Linked DNA regions of Homo sapiens: regions 1 and 2 are each linked to region 3. A link is a loop called in an ENCODE intact Hi-C map of the cell type or tissue named here. Cell type or tissue: HepG2. All regions are shown on one strand.

Evidence for each region. Peaks named below come from ENCODE experiments on the same cell type or tissue, not always from the same donor. Only the 100,000 strongest peaks of a DNase experiment are listed, where the experiment ranks them.
Region 1: a loop joins it to region 3, with 4 times the contacts of the local background. A loop is called at or near these places in 8 of 110 quality-filtered maps.
Region 2: it touches region 3 in a loop (4-fold over the local background); 7 of 110 quality-filtered maps call a loop at or near these places.

What each region holds. Positions count from the first base shown.
Region 1 is chr6:137,723,092-137,725,591 of GRCh38, forward strand. No RefSeq gene overlaps it. Among named protein-coding and RNA genes, the nearest start is that of LINC02539, 15 kb to the right of the region's middle. In HepG2, a CTCF peak has its summit at 1,110 (motif pointing right); DNase peaks (open chromatin) are centred at 380 and 1,110.
Region 2 is chr6:137,730,796-137,733,295 of GRCh38, forward strand. All of the region lies in intron 1 of LINC02539 (long intergenic non-protein coding RNA 2539), which reads right to left. Among named protein-coding and RNA genes, the nearest start is that of LINC02539, 7.0 kb to the right of the region's middle. In HepG2, no CTCF peak of the experiment used is centred here; DNase peaks (open chromatin) are centred at 976, 1,476 and 1,986.
Region 3 is chr6:137,793,781-137,796,280 of GRCh38, forward strand. No RefSeq gene overlaps it. Among named protein-coding and RNA genes, the nearest start is that of LINC02539, 56 kb to the left of the region's middle. In HepG2, no CTCF peak of the experiment used is centred here; DNase peaks (open chromatin) are centred at 831 and 1,301; H3K4me3 peaks cover 397 bases.

The DNA of each region.
Region 1 (2,500 bases), 71 kb before region 3:
ACTCACCCCAGCTGGCCTAAGCTAAGGAATCTACAGTCCTTGGAAAAAGAACAAGTCAGAAGAAAGAACTTCAGGATCCTTCCAGCTGTTTCCCATGATTTATCATTCTTACAGTGTAGCCGCTTCAAAATACTTTTTTAACTTCATGCTATGAATTCCAAACACATTTAAGGTTAACCTCTGTCTTTGGTGTGATATAAGACCACTTATGCCACTCTGCTTTTTCTTGGTTGGCTTTTACATTTCCTTTCATGCATGCCCTGTTTTCCAGTAAAGTAACCCTATCCCAGGGCCTTTGACTAGCTCTACTTTTGAATCAACTAATATTTGCTGTTTCCACGTGGCAGGTGTGACCTTAGGCCAGGTGCTATGAGTTAAACAAAGATGAATGAGACTTGGACCCTGCCCTTAAATATTCAAACCAGCTAAGGGTTGGTGGTTAAACTCTGGACTCAGACAGACCTGGGGTGGAATTCCGGCTTCTCTACCTACCAGCTTGGGCAAGTTATTTACATTCTTCTAAATTCCCCCCTTTTTTTCCCCCACAACTGGGCATGATATTATCTACCTCATAGGCTTGCCATGAGGATTAATTAAATAATAAAGTGCAGTGCCACATAGTAAGCAAATAATTTAGCCTTCTCATTATTCCTATTATCATTATTTCCATGGGGAAGAGGATGTTTGGACTTTTCCTTCTGAACCCTCCCTCCCTTTTTTCATTCAACCTCTTAACTGCACAGAACTCTTCTGTTTTCTTTTAAGAGAAGAGGGAAAGCCATTCTGATGAAGATCTGAGATGTGAATATAACCTTGACTGCAGATGGACGGAGACAATAGGAAATTATGTCATACCTCTATTTAATCCACGTTGGTCCTGGTTTCATCTTCTCATTTCTGACCTTTGAGAAACATTTGTTGTAGAAAAGGACAAATAACATGATTACGTCGCTGATGATTAGTCTCTAGGCATTCACTCAATAAATATTTATTCTGTAGTTTCTGGGTGCCAGGCCCTGATTCAGTGCTAGAAACAGAGTGGTGGACATGGCAGCCACAGCCTCTAACCTCATGGAACACATAGCCCAGCAGATGGCAAGCACGTGCCCAAGGGAAAGAGGAAAGTCCTGGAGGTGAATGTGGGGGAGCTTTGCCTAATCCATCAGGCACACCATGACCTTCTATCATAGTGGAAGTCCCATGTGCATGGTGAGTCACCTGTGCATGGTGGCAACTCTTTATTTGCCCAAACTGGAAACTCAGGGTGAAATAAACAGCTGAAAGATTGCAGATCTATACAAGGGATTAAATAGTAGAATATTGAAGTCCATTGATATCATCGATTTTAAATTGAAAAAGAATTACAAAAGAATGTGGGTTAAGAGATGGTTTAAACCTCTCCAAGCTATTTTACCGCTAGAAATGTTAACACAAAAAAATATAATAATCTGATAATGGAGGATAATCGCTGATATTTCCTGTGCCTTCCTCCAATCCTCAGGATGACACTGGAAAGTAAACTATGAATTTGGATTCAAAATAATGTGGTATGGTTGGAGAGCATCAACTTCATCAACTGGATACAATGGCTGGAGATGCTCTGAATTTTCAGTTAGCAGGGCTCAGCTGGTCTCCATGAAAATGGTAGTTCCATTGGTCACAGTGTCTACAGTGATTTCATGTAAAAATTGCATCCCATTGCCTAGCCATCTGGCAAGGATCTGATTGCTGTCCCTTGAGATTCAGGAAGTTATGATGGTAAACTCACAGCTGAACATGGCTGGAGTAGAGATGGGGGACTGAGGCCTGGTATTACACCCATCTTCCAAATGGAATGAGTCCGGTGCTGGGTCAGGTCCCAGTTGACACTCAGAGAGCATGGCAGGCTGGTCAGCGATGCGACAGCTCACGAGAGTGAAACCGCACCACACAGAAGTAACAGGGACTCTTTGAGCTCATTTCCCTTCCTTCCATTGTGCAAGGAACTTGGCAGGCACCGCTGTGTGGGCCACAGTGGACACTCAGCAAAACAGCACGCGTTTGGCTTCTAAAACTCACTCTGCCAGCTCCTGACTTATGAGGGTGGTGGCAAAAGACCTGCTCTCTCTCAGCTTCTGTATCCATATCCCTAAAATGAGGGGGTTGTGTTGTACGATGCTGAGGAATGTTAGGATCAGATAAGATGATGAGAAACTCTGTTCCTCCTCTGTGTTCCCAGACACCTTAACCAGAAACCAGGCAGTCATGGGAGATGCCTCACTCCTTGTTTCTCCCCTCCTATTATTTCTACCTCCTAAACCCATCCCTTCCTCTTCTTCCCAATTGTCCCCCCTTATGTCAGGCTGTCCTGTTGTCTCACCTGGATAAACAGATTCCCAGTGTCTCACTTCACCCTCCTTTCCTGCGTCTGCCCCATTCACTCGCACTGTCTCCTCACGCCACCATGAAATAGTGAGAATGCATTCTGTCTTTTCTCTCTGCATCACCAGTGTCAAGCACA
Region 2 (2,500 bases), 63 kb before region 3:
ACAATTCTCCAAAATAGGGATTGCATTTTTTCCTACTTATAAAAAAATTTATCTCAACAACATCTCTTCTATGAAATACAACACCATCATAATCACAAATGGCTTTTTAAAGAGTTTTTTGTTTGGTTTTGTTTTGTTTTGAGACAGGATCTCGCTCTGACACACAGGTTGGAGTGCAATGGTGTGGTCAGGGCTCATTGCAACCTCAACCTCCTGGGCTTAAGCACTCCTCCTGCCTCAGCCTCTCAAGTAGCTGGGACTACAGGTGTGTGCAACCAAACCTGGCTAATTTTTTATTTTTTTGTAGAGACAGAGTCTCGCTATGTTTCCCAGGCTGGTCTTGAACTCTTGCAGTCAAGCACTCCTCCCGCTTTGGCCTCCCAAAATGCTGGGATTACGGGCATGGGCCACCGTACCTGGCTAGGAGTTTTATTTTTGATAGGATTTCGCCTGTAACATTAAATAAAGAAAATATTTTCCAATGAACTGTTTATTAAAAATTAGCAATATTTATCTAAATATTAATCTCAGATAAGCATTTAATGACTAATGGAAACTGGGGGTGGGGGACCCAAGCAAATAGCCATCAAAATCAGTAGAAATAACACTTATTTAAAATAAATATTCATTAGGGAGAAAGTGCTGCACAGAACATAGGAACGTTGTCTTTAAAGTCAAATGGCCCTGGGATCCAGCACGGCTCTGCCATTTACTTGCTACCTGTGGGACTCAGAGCAAGTCATCTATCTACCCTCATCTGGACTTTATGCATCTGAAAAATGGAATCATAACTGAACCCACTCAAAGAGTTGTCCTGAGAATTAAATGAGCTCACATATGAAAAATACTTAAAACACAGTGACCTCTGCATAGTAAGGACTCAAAGACTGTTAGCAATTATTTTTGTGTTTTAAGTGACAAATATGTGCCATGTGCATAGTAGATCAGATGCCAGGGACAGAACAATGAATAGCATGTGAAACTTGCCCTCTGATCCTTCAAGGCTCACTCTTTCACTCTATTTTACAAAGTCTGTTTCTGTTTTGGTTTATTTTTAATGTAGCACTTGGAACATATCCCGAATTTACATATAACCTGGCAGGGCTGCGCTGGCTACCAGTAAGATTTCTTTTATGAGTACTTAAGATACCATCAATGATAAGACACATTATTTCAGGTACTGTTCAAAAAGAAAAAAAAAACACTGCTAATCATAATTATAAGATGTCATTGATTGTGAAATACTCCCTAATTTCAATTCAAGAAGCAGTAGAAAAAAATTTTTGTTTTAGAATTCATGCAATGTAGTATTTTCATTTCCCATCACTGCCTAGAACCCACAAAGAAACACTCTGCCTGGGCCATGTGTATATCTGTGTTAAGGGATGGAATGGGAAGTGGCTCACAAAAAGGATATTTCATAATAGATCGGAACTGGCTTTGAAGAAACTTTCTGAGTCAGAAAACAAATAAAACATCAATGGCAGATATCCTGCATCAAGAGGACAGTATGCTTCTGGAGCTGCCGGTACACTCTATAAAAATGACTGCAGTCAGGTCCAGTAAAAGTCCACTTATTTGGCTTCTACTCTTTGCCATTCATTGTTAGGTGGAGGGCTACCAGCAAAATCACATCTATTCTCTCTAGATATTCACATACTGGTAGGAGAGGTAGACAAACAGAATGCAGAGGACGGTTTCAATGTAGAAATATGCAAAGTCTAGAAATAGTACAAGAAAAATGAGGCATTAGGGGAGGAGAGGGAGTAAGAAGTGTGGCTAAAGAAGGCTCCTTGAGAAGGCAACGCCTGAGCAGTTTTGAAAGATAACTAAGAGCTGAACAAGCATTTGGGGAAAGCAACAACACTAAAAAAAATTGTAGGTGTTATGTCTATTTCAGCTAATGTTGTTTTTCCACAACTGTAGATTGGATGCCCTACCTCGGCTAATCAGGAGAGAGCTTGTGAAACAGCTGTACAAATATCTTTCTGCCAGAACCAGTGAATCTGGAAGCTCATATGAAGTCACTCATTATTATGACACACACACACACACACATACACACACACACACAGACACAAAACAAAATGAAAAAGAACCTGGCACAGACTTGGTACTTTTTGTTTTCATAGCTTTAAACAAACAAACAAACAAACAAAAAACAGGGCATTAGGATTGAGACTTAATGAAAAGTTGAGATATCACATTTCTTTTCAATTCTTCATATTGGACTCCGCAAGAGAAATAAAGGGGCGGGGAACACATTGTAATAAGAAATAACATGCATCATGAAATTGTTAAACAAGGCTGGGCACGGTGGTTCACACCTGTAATCCCAGCACTTTGGGAGGCCAAGGCCGGCAGATCACCTGAGGTCAGGAGTTCGAGACCAGCCTGGCCAAGATGGTGAAACCCTGTCTCTACTAAAACTACAAAAATTAGCCAGGCTTGGTGTTACGTGCCTGTAGTCCCAGCTACTCTGGAGGCTGAGGCAAGAGAA
Region 3 (2,500 bases):
TGACAGAGTATCTTCTTTTCAGCCACATGCTTTTATGGGTCTTTTTGTCATCTGTGTCTGCTGCTGATTAATTCCCTATCTGGTTGACATTTCTTTTTTCTCTGTGTTCCTATGTTCTGTTAAGTTTACCAGTAGTCATTCAATAGAGTTACTCTCTATGGCTGTGCTAGTCTGGCAAGCTCCTTTCTGAATTTCACTCATCAAATGCAGTCTCATTGCAAGTTGTTAGAGAGCATTTCCCCAAGTGCCACCTACATTCCAAAAGGATATGAAGATATTTGATGAAAACCTGCAAACCGTGTGGTTTGGTGATAGTCGGTGTCTCTTGGGAGGGGCAGAGCTTCAGAATAGGAGAGAGAAGGCGTCAGTCACCATGATGATTGTGTATTTGTGGGGGTTTTTTACGTAAAGGAATATTTGGCTGCAGGATCACTAAGGTGTGACGATGGAGGAAGAAGGAAAGAAAAAAGATACTAATCAACACCTGTAGGTTGGAGGTGTGGCAACCACGTAGTAGTTCTTGATAGCTTCCGACTGAGTGCAGTCTTTCACTGAGCCCCTATCACGTTCAGGGTACAGAGCTCTGCTCTATGAGGCTTTCAGGGACAATGAGGACTACTTGTTACAAATGATTAATGAACTTTGCTCTTCTTGCTTGGCCAGTACATCAATTTCCCCTCATTGGCCTGGAATATCTAGAAGTAAGGAGGGATACAGGGGAGATTAAGGGGATTGTTAGAGAAGGAATCCAGTGAACTAGAAGATAATAATCACATTCCGGCATTCCATAATAGGACTTTGCAGCATGACATTAGCTTCATAAACTTGCCGAATACCTTGACAAAAGATTGTTTCTGTGTCTTTATCTGCTCTTTAGCTTACAGACAAGTTTGCCTGACCAACCAGATCACAGAGTTCTGATAAGGTAATTCAAGAACAGGAAGTGGGTTAGTGAAGGCCAGTGTGTGAGGTGGCGAAAGGGGACTGTTTCTTTTGGACCCCAGAGAAGTGGGAAGAAAAGGAGGAAGGTGGGGGAGGCAGGAGAGCCACATGAATGTCCCATTTGTCCTTTCCTGACTTTTGGCCTAGAGTAGGAGTATATCCAGCAAATTTTTGTTATTTTCCATAGTTATACTCATCACGGTCACTGCTGTAGGAAACCAGAACACATCATCCCCAAATATGAAGAATTGTTGAGCTGAAACAGTTAAGAAGTGGATACAGGAAAGCTCTCTACCCTCTCTCTGTTGACCTAAAAGCAGGACATAGTTTTTCAAAGATAAAAGGCATCTTCCTTCCTCCCTGCCCCCACTGGGGAGAACAAAGGTAAACACTGAACACAACTTTGGACCCTTATTGGCCTGAAAATGGTATCAGAGGAATCTACATTAAGGGCTTTACTAACTGGCCTTCATCTGCCATTAATTTGCCTTCCCCCAAACTGCCACCCCTAGAGACTCAAAATCCTTTTCCTTTGTCCTGTCACTTTTCTAAAAATTTAGTGTTCTTTGATGAAAATGCTATGTGAGCTGGAATTAAAAACCACCCCTTTGAGAACTACTCATTACCTGGGTGTCACCCATGTACATATGAAATTTATCTGTTAATAAACTTTTGTTTGTTTTTCTCTTGCTAATCTGTCTTTTGTTATGGGGCCAGAACCTATGGGGATTAAAGAAAAAAATTATTCTTTCCCTCCACCACAAACACTGAATTAACAAATACTAAACTATTGTTCTCAAGAGAAATACACAGTTGTGTTCCTGTGAGCCTCTGTTCACAGCATTTTTTTTCTTTTTAAATAGACTATTTTTTAGAGCAATTTTAGATTCACAGCAAAGTAAAGCAGGAAATACAGAGAACTACCATTTACCACCTGCCCCTGCCCCTTTCCCTGCACTGCCTCCCCAACTATCAACATCCCTCACAGAGTGGTATGTTTGTTGCAATTGATGAGCCCGCATAATCACCCAACATCCGTGGTTTACGTTAGGGTTCATTCTTGGTGTTTTACATTCTATGAGTTGTGGCAAGTGCATAATGACATACATCCACCATTATAATATTGTATTATACAGAGTATTTTCATTGCCCTAAAAATTCTCTGTGCTTTGCCTATTCATCCCTCACTTCTCCCTAACCCCGGCAACGACTGATCTTTTTACTGTCTCCATAGTTTACTTTTTACCTTTTCCAGAATGTCATATAATCAGAACCATACAGCATGGAGCTTTTCATATTGGTTTCTTTCTCTTAGTACTATGCATTTAAGATTCCACCATGTCTTTTCATGGCTTCACAGCTGCTTTCTTTTTAATGTTGACAAATTTTCTAATGTCTGGGTGTGCCACAGGGTTTTAGATCAAATTGTGTCCTCCCAGAATTCATATGTTCAAGCCCTAACCCTCAATGGGACTATATTTGGTGATAAGGCCCTTTAAGGGAGTAATTAAGGTTAAATGAGGTCTTATGATAGGGATTTCATTGGATGGGACTGGTG